Linked DNA regions of Mus musculus: region 2 is linked to region 1. A link is a loop called in an ENCODE intact Hi-C map of the cell type or tissue named here. Cell type or tissue: left cerebral cortex. All regions are shown on one strand.

The links. Hi-C counts contacts between places; a loop is a spot of excess contacts. Peaks named below come from ENCODE experiments on the same cell type or tissue, not always from the same donor. Only the 100,000 strongest peaks of a DNase experiment are listed, where the experiment ranks them.
Region 2: a loop joins it to region 1, with 2.7 times the contacts of the local background. A loop is called at or near these places in 5 of 42 quality-filtered maps.

What each region holds. Positions count from the first base shown.
Region 1 is chr16:26,244,077-26,252,076 of GRCm38, forward strand. Gm41436 (a long non-coding RNA gene) reads left to right here and starts at 7,842. Exons shown (of 5, transcript XR_875990.1): 1 at 7,842-7,963. In left cerebral cortex, no CTCF peak of the experiment used is centred here; a DNase peak (open chromatin) is centred at 4,965.
Region 2 is chr16:26,435,111-26,443,110 of GRCm38, forward strand. No RefSeq gene overlaps it. Among named protein-coding and RNA genes, the nearest start is that of Cldn16, 24 kb to the right of the region's middle. In left cerebral cortex, a CTCF peak has its summit at 4,778; DNase peaks (open chromatin) are centred at 5,111, 5,522 and 6,276.

The DNA of each region.
Region 1 (8,000 bases):
GACTGGGTGGGGTGGGAGTGCTGCATTCTGCTGATGGTGAGTGGTCTTGGTTTCTGTTAGTAAGATTCTTATGTTTGCCTTTTGTCATCTGGTAATCTCTGGAGTTAGTTGTTGTAGTTATCTCTGGTTAGATCTTGTTCCTTGGGTGTTTATGTTAGCCTCTATCAGCAGACCTGGAGACTAGCTCTTTCCCGAGTTTCAGTGTTCAGAGTTCTCTCTACAGGTAGGCTCTCCTCTTGAAGGGAAGGTGCCCAGATATCTGGTGTTTGAACCTGCCTCCTGGCAGAAGTTGTGATCCACTCACAGAGGTCTTAAGATCCCGTGGAGGGTCCTGTGTATACCTTATGGGTGTCTTCAGACTCCACGCCCAAGGTACCCCTGTGCTGGCGTGGACCGGAAGGGACTTGTGCCCTGATCAGGCCAGGTTTTCTGCTTCCCTAATTATTGCAGTCTCAGGTCTCATGCGATTGGATTGGAGCAGCAGGTGTGTTTCACTCACCAGAGGTCTTAAGATCCCGTGGCAGGTCTTGTGGGTAGCTTGCGGGTGTCAGCCGACTCTGCGCCCTAGCTACCCCAGTGCTGGCGGGCTACACTCTCCTTTATAATATATATGTTTTCTTTTTTCACTTTATAAGTCCTTTACATATATATGATAGCTTATAGTTTGGTTTTATAAGGGGATTCTGAGTGTACAAACAAGTGGGATATCTGTTGTTGTATTTTGGTTTGTGTGTCTTTTCTTGGCCTCTTTCCTTTTTTTTGTGTCCTGTTTTGGTGTGTTAGTTGTTCTATCTTATTTAATGATTGTCTTTTAGAAGCCTGTTTATTCTCCAATATGGACCAGAAACAGTGGATCTGAATGGGAGGGAAGGTGGGAAGAAACTGGAGCTTCAGAGGGAGAAGAATCCATAATCAGGATATATTACTATATGAAAAATATCTATTTCAATAAAAGCAATCCAAAAACAAAAAAAAACTTACCAAAACAAGAAAAGAATTAGTAAATGAATCTAGCAGAAACTATTGCACTCTTACAATAGTTGAGGGATGATTTAAACATATATAAAATAAAATTTAAATTTCACTGTGGATGCATTTAAATCTAAGCCATAAAAAGGTAAAATGCGTATTCATGTCACTGTTACTTATATTCTGAAAAACATTGTCATATTATTTGAAGGGATTTTACTGTCCTGAGCTGAGAAGTGCTCAGTGTCTGTTGGTGGTAAAATATGCTTGCATGTGTCACCAAAGAGCAGTCCCTAGAAAGGTGCATTTTTGTTTTTAGCCCTGGAAAATTAAACAGAGTATAGTTCTGCTTTCACATTTACTCCTCAGGACAAGCAAGCAGTAACAGAATGGCAATTGGGTTTCTGATACAAAGATTTTACCAAAGGGACCAACTCAAGTCAGGAAACATGGGCTAGGCAGCCCTTCACTTTTTGCATAGAGATGAATGCAGCTTAATTAAAACTAAATAAGATAATACTCCCAGAATGCAGTTTAATAACTGCATTTCAAATACTCACATGCACTAACCCTTGACAGAGTCTTTGTCAGAGTGAGCAATGTATAGTTCACCTATGTTACTTCATTTGTCTCATGAACATTACTGAAGGAAGTTGTGGTTTCCCCCTTTTCCACATGTCTTTGAAGCAGAGAACTGTTAACTCTCTTATTCCTAATGCATGGATGATAAGTGATAGGTCGAGGACCACACTGTAGTTTAGACTGATTCTCAAGTACACTTATTGCTCTAGCAACTGAGCAATTAAAACAAACAAACAAACAAAAAACAGAGCCTCCTCATATTACCCTTCACCCACAGCTAGGATGACTTCTGGGGGATGATAAGATGGGCTACTCTGGTTTTCAGAAGATGACAGTGTAATTGAGGTAAGAAAGTTCTTTCTTCCCTAAGGAAAGGGGTTCCTGGAACAAATTGAAAATTCTGTGCTGATTCCAATCACTAGTGAGTACACAGTTGGATTTGATTTGTGTTGTCCATTAGTTTTCTAATAAAGACCAACTTAGTGAAACATCCATGTCTACACATAGTTTGCTATGAACCATGGCTCAGACAGCCAGGGCTGTGTAGTGTATCAGCACATTAAAGATGGGCAGGGCAGAGACGTGCATGGCCACCAAAAGACAACAATGACAGCAGCTAAAATGGTGGCTCCTTTCTTGAGAAATTTTTCTCACTCTCTCTTTGTTTTTTCTTATGAAGATGACTTCTGTGGGAAGCCACTGAACCCAGCCCACCAGAGGTTGGCCAAGGGGCAGCCTGAGGTCTCTGGGCCTCACGGAGGCCAGGGATAACAGGTTCTCAGTCTTGGGCATCCCAGACACAGTTGGACACCATGGAAGCGCTGAGAACAAAATGGGAGCTCTGGGTGGTGCCCTGGCCAGCCTCGGGGCTGAAGAGAGGACAGGGCAGGGAGAGAGGGGGTGCTGGGTAGTTCCCATGCAGGTGAGAGTCCTTTGTCTAGTCCATGGCTAGAGTGCAGGAAGGCCTTCTGGTGGGAGGTTAGACGTGGCTCTTTAGGGGAAAGCCTATCCCATCCTTCAAGTATGGCAGGCCTTGATGAGCAGAGATAGTCTATGGTTTTAGAGGTTTATTTTAGAAAGGCAGAGAGAAAGAGAGAAGGTAGAAAGAAAGAGAGAGGCCAGCCATGGCCATGTGGAGAGAAGGGGCAAGGAGGGCTAGAGTTCAGAGTAAGGTGAAAGCTTAAATGGGGGGGGGGGCAAGCAGCCCCTTTTATAGTGGTCTGGGCTAACTTGCTGTTGCTAGATAACTGTTGGGAGGAGCATACTTGGCTATAGTCAGGTAACTGTTGGGGAGGAGTCTAGCCAGAATGCCAGAAGCTTGAAACATTGTGTGACTTATAGTCACAAAATTATGGAGTTGGGGTCTCTTGGTGCCAGGCACCTGTCCATCGAAACGTGGCTCACTGTTCCATTTCTACTGTACAGTTTCCTACTGGGTCTCCAGATCAAGCCTCATTTAACCTAAACAGACTGCCTTTCAGGGCCACACACACTAGGTTTCATGTATTTTAGAAAAAACAGTGTTTTAGAAAAAAAAAACACTATTGTAAATTCATGGATTGTCTTAGGTAAAAGAAAAAGTTTTACAAATTAAAAAATGTGGAAGACATATTGTTAGATATCGTGTGAATTTTCAAGCATGGTGCACTTGTCTTCAATTTCAGTGATGGTACAGATCTTCAAGCCCAGCACTCAAAAGGATCTCCAGGAGTTCCAATGGAGCCTTGTGTGCACAGCAAGACCCTGCCTCAAAAACAAGTAAGCATCATGTGTCAAAACTCCATAAATCATTTCATCTCATTTTATGCCTTTATTCATATAAACACCCACATGTATTCATGGCTGTAAATGTACAATCTTTTCTTTTCATTGTAATTCTGGACTATAGTATTTTCATTTTCCTGAAACTGTTTTGAGGCTAGATCTAAATGGTTTAAGACATTTTTAAATAGACCATGAAATTAAAGTAAAATATTTTGAAAAATGTGAGAGAGACTTCAAGAAAGAAATAAGGTTTTCTAATAGTAATTGGGATACAATACCAAAGATATCCAGAGTCTGTGCCTCTCTGACCCTCCAAAGATCCTTTATTAAATAATAGACTTACATAGTGGAGCCTTTGCTTCTATAACTTGGGTATAAGCACCATACTCTTACAAGATATAAGTGGAAAATTGCAGATAATGGAGGTTACTGTAGCTCCCCAAATCTTACTAGATGTTCTTAATCACTTGGCTGTTGCAGTTGCCCATGTGACAGGGGTTAGGTGAACAAAGAGAAAAACCGCAGAATGCCCCAAGGCCAGAATCAGGAAGCATTCTTTGTACTCACACCAACAGAATGTGATTAGTAGGAAGGGAAGGGCAGGTTGGGGTTTTAGACTAACTTCCAGGGGCCCTGGTAGGTATGTCTGTGTCCAGATCCTCATTCTAGAGAGTGAATCATTTTCTTCCCCTTCGAAGTTTGGATAGTTGAGCTACTTCATTTAATACTGCTGCAGAAACACTCACCATTCACAATGAACTTTCCCAAGCTCAAACTTAGCTCTTGGCATCTGGAATTCATGAAGCTATGGTGTTGACAGCTCTTAGTGAATACTTTTATTGTCTGGATTATATCAACTTAGATGGCATCATAAATCTCTTATTTTTCTCACATTTTTTCCATGGTGTTTTTAATAATGCTGTTGCCAAGTCCATATTAGTAAGTCAGAAAATGCAGAGTAATCATAAGCCATGCCTTGGATTTCCAGTAGCTTCTTCCAACTTAAAGTTAATTATTTGTGAAATAAAGACAAAGACACTGGCACAGTTCTCCTGAGCCTGAAAGCACTTTTACTATGCCATTTCATTCACTTTTCAAAGCAGTACTATGAGTTGGGCAAAATATTTGTTTTTCAGGTGAGAGAGTAACAGTTTAGTGAACTTTCAGGATCACATGGCTAAAGTGAAATTTGATCTGATAGTCACAGCACACCAATTTGAATATTATGTTCACTCTATGTCCATTATACCCATTCCCAGTCATTCGATTCAAATGAAGCCCTTTTGTGTCTGCCCACAGACAATCCTTCATTTCAGTTCTAGTTGAATAATACCAAGCCCTGGGAGTTAAGAGAAGAATCCACAGTGGATTAAAGGCCAGTCTTTGAGCTATGTAAGGAGGTCAAAATCCAAGGGCTGGGCATGTAGCTTAATGGCAGGGAACTTGCCTAGAATGTAAAAGGAGCAGCGTGCCATTTGCAGAGCTATCAAAACAGACTGAATAAGAGGCAAGCAAACACCTCTGATGTTAATTTTTGTAGACTGTGCACATATTTGAGTGACATATGAACAAGGAGTGAGATTGAGCTCATGAGTGGGAGTGCACACAAGCAGCACAAAGTAAGTAAGAAGGAGATGCAAGCAGAAAAGCAGGCCCCCATGTTGGATAATTTTAGCAGTCAAGTTGTCCTCCACTCCCCAGGTGCTCTCATCTCTGAACATTCCAGAAGGAATAGAACATTGTATTCTTGGCTGGAGGTGAAACAAGCAAATGAGTCATCAGGGTTGGAGTATCTTTTCATCTGATTGGAGGGACAGACATCTAAGGGCTGTGTCTCTCCATTTCTCTGGCAGCAGCTGGATCTGTGATGTGCATCACCTCTTACACTCTGTTCCTGGGGCCCTTTATTCATAACTAGGGTTCAGTAAACCTAAGTGAAACTTCTGGAGTGTAAGCACAGCGGATGAGAGAGATGAGAGATCATTGGTCCAGGCTTCAGAACATTTCATCTTGGTGCTGCATCGGTGTGACTTTGAGCAACTCACTTCAAACAGTCAGGTTCTAATGTCACTTATATAACAGGACAAGTAATACTCAGTATGAAGTTTTCTAAAGAATAAATTAGTTTTCATATGTGAATGTGGCCTAGAAATAATAAAAATAGATGTGAAATACTGTGCACATGTATAAAGTAGTAAAATGAAGAGCATATAAATAATATAGGATAACTTCTAAGGCTTGAGTTTTATAAAATACTCCACCACCTCTTATGCTTTTGCAAGCTACTCTGTTTCAAACACTTTTTGTTTCATTACTGTCCTTTAGTTCTTTACACAGAGACAATTGTGTATTTTATGCAAATTCTAAAATAAAGAAATAATTCCCCCCATTCAGCTTTTATGCAAAAACAGCTTTTAAGCAGTTGGCGTAGTTATAAGTGGGGCTCTCTATTCTGGGTGCACATTTGTATTATTACTGAATATGTTAATTAATGTGCAGACTTGGAATTAGAATTATGAAGTGGGGAGCTTACAAGAAATGGAAAACTAGCTAATATATGATACTTTGAACACTAACACAAAACTATTCAAACTGCCCCATAGACCAGTCTCATGAAACGTTTGGAGGACCTAACGGAAATGCAGGGTCCCAGGCCCTACCCCAGATGAACCAAATCAGGACTTACATTTTGACAATTGTCTTTGTTAGCTATATGGATTGTTTGAGACTAGCTGGTGAGTACATAGTTCTATTTGACTCCTACAAAATTTCTGTTCTGTTGCAAAGAGGATTGCTTATCATTTCTCAGCCGCAAAGCCTCTCTCCAGAGAAATTTGAAGATATTAGAAATTAAGTCAGACTGAAATACTGGCTGAGGAATTTGACTTTGGGTTGTCTAATTCCTGTGTGAGAGCCATTTTCTGATCCATCCAGGTCTCTTGTCTATCATTTATGAAGACCTACTTTGGAACTAGACCTGGCAATTCTTTGTAACTTTAAAAGTCAGGGGCAAAGGCATTCTATTCCAACAGCCCTGCCTCCAGACAGAGGGAACTTCTCAGGAGCTGGGGAAACACCACTTCCCTTTGTGGCACATAGAAACTCTGATTCTGTGCCAAGAAGAGCAGGTCGGTTCTCACATCTTTCTTTTCTTTCTTTTTCGTTTTCCTTTTTTATTTATTTTTTTTTTTTTCATACTTGGACAGTTGACGTTTTAAATGACATCAGCCTTCTGGGAATTCATTTCTGGTTGACCCCATCATCAGAATGCTACTATTATAGGTTGCCACTCCTCAAATTGCCCAACCTTGGTGGCTGACTGGCCTTCCCTAAGGTGCCTCAGGTGACCGCATGCATCATCAAGTGAGGGCCTGATTCACTTGCTTACTAGAAGTGGTTGAAAGATGTAGGTAGAAGCTCTCCAGCATTCCTTCCTCAATATTCCCAAGCTCATCACAGAAAAGATGCTTGAGGTAGCAGTAAACAGGCTGTAGGTTAGAATGTGTCCTCATCAATGAGCCTCCTCTATGAGATCCACCGTATATGTATTATCATACATGTAAAATAATTCCTGTAAATTACACATATGCAAAAGTTACATGCATGTAAAGTAATACATGTAAAGTGTATAAATATGTAAAAATATATGTAAAAATATACATATGTGCAAAATACATGCATGTAAAAATTATATAAGTAAAATATGGTGGGATTCAAAAAGCAGGAGTGAAAAGTCCAGGAAATGCTGAAGACAGTGCTTCTGTGATCTGCTGCTTCCTGGCTTTCATTAAGTTCCTGAAGTCCTCAGCTGGAGCTCTAGGTGGAGACACCTGCCCTACAGTCTCTTACCTTTCATCAGGCCCTCTTTTTGTTGCAGCACAGAATACAACATAGCCTAAGCACATAAAGCCAGAAACCTGAGCAAACGTCAGCAAGAAAATATACTTGGAGTTACTCGAAAATGAGAACAAATCAAAAGTGGATGTTCAGGGAGTAAAGGCCAATAGGAAATGGCTTTCTGTTCCCCACAGAGCTTTTCTGTCCACTGATATATCTGGAGCTCCCTCGTAGTGTGTGTTGGACCTCTGCACAATTGCCTTGTCCATCTACTTTTGCCCATACATCCACACGTCTAGAACACTTCCATTCCGGAATAACCTTTAACAGCGTTGCCCTTCTGAGTCCCAGGTGTCATTTCCCATAATTCATTTCTGGACTCTTCCCCAGTATTTATTATGTGTTCTGCCTGCTTTGTCAACTGCATCATCTTTAGCGCCTCTTATTGGGCTTTTATGCATGTAGTTTGAAAGATTATGATTTAGTTGTTTGTATGAGTTTACAAGCTCCCATAATACTAATGATTTGCTTGCCCTGAAACGTGGGTGCAGTAATAACTCGTGGTTGGAACAGAGATCTCCCTCACACATTGGGAAATGTCAGGTCTTGCTCTTGTGTTCAGTGAGTGGGTAAGGCCTGATTATACCCTCGAACACTGTGGTCCTTTGAGGTTGCTCCTGCTGCCCAGGGCTGTAGACAAACTGGTAAGACTTGTTCTCCAGCCTTCGTGAAAACAGCTTCTCATTTCACAAGAAGTCCCATGCATCATCTCTTACCCTAAAACCCAACGCCTTGCTTGACTACAGCAGAGGTAAGTGCATGAGACTTTAGGGCTTTAAAAAAATGTT
Region 2 (8,000 bases), 190 kb after region 1:
ACCTTACCTGTGGTATTTTTATTTATTTTACTCAACAATGTGTTTAAACTTGTTAGTGGTGTGTGCTTTAGTATAAGTGTACCCAGGACTGCTTTTTCCTTTCATAATATAAGCCTTGAAGGTCAAAGAAATAATGTTTGTTTAATTACTTACTGTCAGCATTTTTGCAAATGTTAACTGACCAAGGGATTTAGGCTGTTTCATTTTTTTTTTCTGACATGGCATTTAGTTTGTCTTTTGAGCTCAAAGGAACCCAAGAGTTCTGAGTGTAGTATTTAGTGTTCAGTTCTCACTGTAGTTCTGAGCTGAATAGTCTTTGGCTCTTGCTTGGTTGATAGGGTGCTTATTTAACATGCACAAAGAATTATGATTTTAAGTTCCAGTTCTGTAAAATGGGTAGCTTGTTGCACATCTGTGATCCCAGAAGATGGAGGCAGGAATATTCGTAGCTCAAGGTCATCTTTGGCTTCAAAGTGAGTTCAAGTTCAAAGCCAGTGTAGGATTCATGAGACCATTTCTCAAAAGAAAGAGAGCATAAGAAAGAAAGAAGTGAGAAGGGAAAAAAGGAAAGTGGGGAAAGGGGGAAGAAAGGGAAGGGAAGGGAAGGGAATGGCTCTACAAGCCTCTTCAGGAACATAGGCAGAAAGAAAAAACACACTACCTGATAGGAGTATAGAGAAATACTGCATTGATGACCATGGATCATGAAAGAGAGCCTAGTTACACCTGAGATATTTGGGTTTGTCTCAATAGAAGAGAGAAAAGGCAAAATATCTGGCCAGCAAGATGGCTCAGTGGGTCAAGGCACAGGCTGTCAAGCCTGATGATATAAATTTGACCCTTGAGGCACACATGGTTAAAGAAATTCTCTAGCTTCCACATCTGTATTTTGCTATGTATGGAGCGTAACTCTTCTGCACTCAAACACACTCTCAGATACACGAACAAATGTGATGAAAATTTAAAAGAATAAGTTTCAGTAGCTCTGTTAGCTGTCAGCAAATGCAAATCCATGAGTTTGTTCGTATTTTAGGCATTCTATTCAGCCATCATTTATAATTGTTCTCATTTATTGATTGAGGAATCTTCCCTTTACCCATACTATATTTTATGTTAGTGAAAAATGAGAACCCTTGAAGTATCCCATTTTTAGAAGACTTGATTTCTTCAATAAGTTCTATAGTTACTTTCCACTGACCTTTTATTTTCATTCTTTAAAAATATGACTGTCCAGCTATCTCCAAATTTATGTCTGTTCTTAAGAATTTAGATCTAAGATCAGCATATCTGTCATTAAAATTTTGCTAACAATATATGCGTGATATTTGTGTCAGTGTGAGATGTGTGGATGTACTTATGTTTGTGATATATGTGTATGTATGGTATTTATGTGTCTTTTGTGTGTGATATTTATATGTTTCCTCTGGAAGAGCATCAAGGGTACTTAACCACTGAAACATCTCTCCAGTATTGAGTGTTGACAGTTTAAAGGGACTCTTGGAGACAAATTAAACGTATCTTGATGAGATGGCTGGAGCATTTGAGAGTAAATGATACAATGTACATAATGATTTTATTATGAACTGTCTCTGGCTAGTTCATGAGTTGAATATTTGGTCTGTAAGTGTCGAGGACTTGAGAGGAAGTAAAAACTTTAGGAGTTGGACCTAGCTTGAGGAATCATGCCACTGAGAGTACAACTTGTTCTTAGCCCCTGGTTAGTTCTCCTAATTCCCTCTGCCATCCATTTGCCATGATATGAGCCAACTCCTCTGCTCTCTTCACCACAATGGACTGAGATGTTCTGAATAAATATTTACTCCTTGTGAATTTGTTTCTGCCATTCATCGCTTCACAGTTATGAGAAGCATACCTTATATACTGATCTAATGCTAAAGTTAGAGAGATAAGAGGAACATCCCCACCTAAGGGGGAAATCTCAACTAAACAGGAAGAAGGACACAGAGAGAATAGTCTTTTCAACAGTTATATGATAGGACAGGATGTTGTCTCCTGTAGTAGCTTTCCAGAACCTTCTAGTGATTGAACTTCAAGAAATCATGGCATCTGGAAATGACAATCTCTATGAAAATCTGACATTTAATAGCAACTTCTAAAAGATTTTGATGAGCAAACAGATTTTGAAATAGATTAGCTGTGAGGTGATGCAAGCAGAACATAGAAGAAGGAAGTTTTGTTTGTTCAGAGCAGATGAAAAGTGAACGGATATTTTAGCTAAGTGGAGATTTCCAAGCAACAGGGTTGTGTTGCTGGTTTAAAATAATGTATGGATTTTAGACTGTGAACCAATAGGGTGTGTCTGGGGCCTCACATGATGTGGATCTGTACATACGCTGTAAAGCTTTTCTTGATAGTGACAACAATAGTTTTAAAAGGCAAAGGAGAAGCTGGCTTTGCTCAAACAAGTCTCCAATCCAGCACTGGGGAGACTACAAGAGGGGATTGTGGGACTCAGGTTTCCATGTGCTACCCTATGGAGTCTCTGGGTCAAAATAAAAGGTGTATTTAATAGTAATGTTCCATTGTGTAAATGCACCACATTTTCTCAATCTATTCTTTGTTTGAGGGATAACTAGGCTGTTTCTAGTTTCTGGCTATTATGAATAAAGCTGTTAAGAACATAGGTGAGTAAGTATTCTTTTGGGTATATGCCCAGGAGTGGTATAGCTGAGTCTTAAGATAGATCTATTCCAAGTTTTCTGAGAAACCACCAAATTGATTTCCAAAGTGGTTGTACAAGTTTATGCTCCCACAAGCAAAGGAGGAGTGTGTTCCTTGCTCCACATCCTCACATGCATGAGCTGTTGCTTGAACGTTTGATCTTAGCCATTTTGACAAATGTAAGATATAATATCAGAATTGTTTTGATTTGTATTTCCATGAAATCTATGAAAGTGACCCTAGCTAAGACTCCTAGCAATAAAGGATATGGACTCTAAATGGGCTAGATCCTGTAAATAGGCAAGACTTCCAATGGAGAGATTGGGGCATCAAACCACCCAGAAAACTTAGATTTATAATTTATTCTGTCTACAAAATATGCAGGGGTAAAAGATGGAGCAGAATTTGAGGAAAGGTCAAACCAATGACTGATCCAGCTTCCAACCTGTGGCATGAGAGGGAGTCTACCCCTGACACTATTGAAGATATTCTGCTATACTTCCAGAAAGGCACATAGCTTAACTGTCATCTGAGAGGCTCCACCCAGCAATTGATGGAAACAGATACAGAGACCCACAGCAAAACATTAGGCAGATCTTGGGAAATCCAGTCGAAGGGGGAGAGAAAGGATTGAAGGTACCAGAGGGGTAAAGGAAACCACAAGAAAACCTACAGAATCAACTACCTTGGGCACGTAGGAACTCATAGAGAGTGAATTGCCAATCAGAGATCATACATGGATATATAACAGTTGTACAGCTGGGTGTTCATGTAGGACTTCTAAAGCAAGAGCAGAGGTTGTCTGTAACTACATTGCCTGCCTTTGGATTCCTTCCCCTTAACAGGTTTGATTTGTCTAGCCTCAAGAGAAGAAGATGTACTGAGTCTTAATGCAACTTGATGCCAAGGTTGGTTGATATTCATGAGAGGCCTCTCCTTTTCTGAGGAGAGGGGAGGGGTACATGGGGGAAGGGAGGTGAGGTTAGGAGGAGGGACTGGGAGGAGAGGAGGGAGAGGAAGTTGGGATTGGAATATAAAGTAAATAAATAACCAATTAAAAATAGAAAGCACAAAGCAACAGAATCACTGTATTTATAGCCACCCCCACTATTTATATTCCCATTTAAATTCTGTAATGTTGATAATTCACTAAAGTGGGTTAATGACTTCTACTATAAACATTTGTTTGGAGTTCTATTTTGAATTTTATCACAGTTTTTTTTTTTTTTCCATCTCTTTAAATAAAATTTAGTTCAGTGCACCTGACTTAGTCTCTGGCAAGAAAGCAAACAAATAAATAATAAAACCGAACCAAATGTCATGAGTTCCTCAATTGCAGTCTCCGTTAATCTTCAAGTCAGGGACTCGAGTCAAGTTAGAAGCAAGGCCAGAAATCTTCCTGCATTTTGTTTTGTAATCTATGAACACAAAATGTCCAATGAAATTGGATTTTTGTTTTCACATGTGAGAAATGTGTGAAGTGAGTGCTAACCGATGCCTTCACTGTTCATGGCTCTTACAGGCAATGACAAGTGCAAAGCTTGAGGTTTACCGATGCTATCTGCAGCTTCTTCTCTTACTTAAGAAACTCTCCCGGAGACTTGATTTTATTCATTTATAAAATGAGGGGGCTGGCCAAGATGTTATCCAAGATTCCTTCCAAGTTTTGGTAATAATACAAGGTACAATCTATACTGTAAAGTGGTCCTATAGTTTCATCGTATGGAGAAAGGCTTGGGTTTGGATGTTTGCTTTAATTAGTTACTCAAGAAGAGGACATGGATTTGAAATGAGGGATGGTGTGGACACAGGAAGAGGTGGAGGGATGGAAATGCAATATACTTCCATATATGAATTACAAAATAAATTTGAAACCTGGAATAAATGTATGAGCAACTGCCTCTAATGTGATTATTGAGATAGGCAATAACTTAAACTTAATATTAATTCCAATAAAATATTACATATGAGTGGTGATCTAATGCAGTCATAAGAAGACAACAGCTGACAAAATAGAAGAGGGATTCAACTTCCAGGACCAGAAAATGGGAAAGATGACCCTCTAGTGGCAGAAGCTCTTCTTAAAGGAAGAAAAGAAGGAAAACCATATACACTGCTTTTACATCACATACAAGGCAGGATATACAATATAACCACAGTTTCCACATTTCATGAGTAATGTATTCCATAGGGCAAACTAGTTGAAACTATTTAACTGATTTAGTCCAGGAATAAAGCACCTTGCTTTATAGTTTCACCAGAACGCTTCATGGAATTAGAATGATAATCCACACGTCATTATTTCCAGGCACTACCTCCTGCTCAATGGTCAGTGTGGAGAATGCGTTGAATGCTGCTGGCTGAGGATCTCAGTGAGTCAGAAATGTGGGCAGGTAATGGGAAGTAGAAGCCTGTGTGTGAACAGCACTGGTTTTGAGTAGGCTTTGGTTTCCTTGGGCAGACTTCCACCTTCCTGACTCACTGGGCTGACTGTGCTCTGTTCTGAATCTGTTTCCCTGTGGCTCTTTCAGATTGAAAAGGATACTTAGTAAATAGTCCCTGTTGTTGTTATCTTCAAAATAGTCATGCATTTCTAGGTAGATTTTTACCCCATCATAAAACAAATTAAATGAAAACATCTATTTATTTCAGTTGTATATGACCAACATGAGAAAATGTAAGAACTGAAGTATAGTGGGCATGGTGTTGCATGCCGATAGTCCTAACACTTGAGAGGTAGAAACAGGACCAGTACCAGTTCAAGGTCAATCTCTGCTACACTGTGAGTTTAAGACCAGACTGGCCTAAGTGAGATGTGTCTCAGAGCAACAAAAATAGGTCAGTGAGATGGCCCAGTGGCTAAAGATACTTGACGTCAAACTAACTGAGTCCTCTCATGGGAAGGAAGGCACTCACTCTAGCAAGCTGTCATCTAATTCAGAGGACACACACATGCCATGATAAAAACTCCCTCACTACACATATGCATACAGAGAAATTATAAAAGCAACAGTGATGGAGAACTGAAGTACATGGGACATGTACTTTTGCTTATTGAAGGCATTGGTAAAGGGCTTTACTTGACCATTTTTTTAATTGATTATTTCAAACCTCAGTTATACAGGGTTATTATGTAGGGTTATTATCAACAGTGATCAAATTTACTCAACAACTGTCAAAAGTTTCACTTCTCATATTACCATTGAATAGTGTTTAAAAAAATCAGAATTCCAGTCCATTGATATATACTATCAATATGCCTTATATTTGAAAGTCAAACTATGGTTTAAAAACAGGGGCACTGTAGAACATTCCTGCTGAAAATTTTACACTTAGTATGTCTCATTTGACAATTGCAAACATCAGAAGAGATCCTGAGCATGACTGGATCTTTCTTGCCCTAAAGTTTGTTACTCACCAGTAACTCTCTAGTAAATAAAACAATACACAGAACATATGATGTCCTTTCATGTATGCAATGTGTATGTACTGAAACCTGGCATTCAATAGACCCAGTTGCACAATCCCTATTTCCTTGGTGTTCAGATTCTTAAACAAACCACCTCAGTGTGTGGGCTTCCATAATTACACAATCCCTATTCTTGGCATGGCTGGGCACTTTCATGATCGAGCCAGATAAAAAACTCTCTGCTCTTAAAATGCTCATAGATGCTTGTTACAAATTCATTCCTCAATAACACGATGTACTTCCTTTTCTCCTGAGCTGGAGTTACCACGCCATGCAAACTCATTCCTTTCCTATTTACCAAACTCTACATCAGAATTGAGCCAATCTCAGTCTTTGCCAAAAAGCCATAGGTAATGATTTTCTAACTATATTAATTATGCCTTTATTTGTATTCCTAAATCATTTGTAGAAACATATTTTATATTATTTGTTTGTATATGTGTTGGCATATATATTTATTTTCTCATTGTATTTGATGTAAAACATTGAATTTATTATTATTATTACTCTAGTTTACTAGGTGTCTAACCTGTGCTTGACTTACTTTCTGCTTATTTGCATCCTTTTTTTCTTCCTCTCTTTTCCTTTCCCTCCCCTCCCCTTCCCTTTCCCTTTCCCTTTCCCTTTCCCTTTCCCTTTTCCCTTTTTCCCTCTTCCCCTTTTCCCCTTTTCCCCTTTTCCCCGTCTTTTCCCCTACTTTTCTCCCTTTCCCTTTTTTACCCCTTTTTTCCCCTTCCCCCTTTCCCCCCTTCCCCCCCTTTTCCCCTTTCCCCCCTTTTCCCCTTTCCCCCTTTCCCCCTTTTTCCCCTTTCCCCCCTTTTTCCCCTTTCCCCCCTTTTCCCCCTTTCCCCCTTTCCCCCCTTCCCCCCTTCCCCCCTTTTCCCCCTTTCCCCCTTTCCTCTTTTTTTCCTTTCCCCCTCTTTCCCCCTATTTCTTTCCCCCTCCTTTCTTTTTCCCCCTCTTTCTTTCTTTCCCCCCTTTCCCTTCCCTTCCATTCCCTTCCCTTCCCTTCCCTTCCCTTCCCTTCCCTTCCCTTCCCTTCCTTTTTCCTTTCCTTTCCTTTCCTTTCCTTTCCTTTCCTTTCCTTTCCTTTCCTTTCCTTTCCTTTCTTTTCATTACTAGAATGCTATTAATAATACCCAGAAACACTAAGCTGACCTAGAGAAGTCTTGTGATAGTCATACTCTAAACTAGATCATTGATGAGTAAAAATCTGTCAGACACAGAGAAAAATGAACCAGAGATACACAATTGGGCTTCTTGAAGTTATTATTCACTATTGACAGGTGAGTAAAATGATAACAAATAAATAGAAATTAAACAAAATGTATTTCAGAAAGCAGAAACATAAGTTAATAGATATAAATAATCATGAATTAAGAAAAAACTTGCTGACTAGATCAGGTGCTCCCAGAAGATAAAGAGATGGACTAAGGGAAGCAAGGGGTTGATATGTATATTAGTTGGGTTTTGTCAGAAATACAGAGTCAATAAACAAAGAGAACTGATAGACCAATAGAAAGCAGAGACAGACAGACAGACAGACAGACAGACAGACAGACAGACACAGAGGCCAACATAGAGTTGGAATGACTGAGAATTTGCCCCTAACTATAAAAGTGAGCTGTTCTAAGATCTACAGATTGAGCTGGCAGCCTGAGACACAGCAGGGCCAATGGCTCTAGTCCGGACCCTATGCCTAGAGAAGGAGAGCTGGGATCATAGTTACTGTCTCACTCCCTCAGCTGTAGACTTGTTGATGTTTTGATTTTAGACCAAAGGTAGCAATATAGTCCATAACCAAGTCCCTAACCAGTCACAATAAATCCACTCATACTCTGGAAAGTAT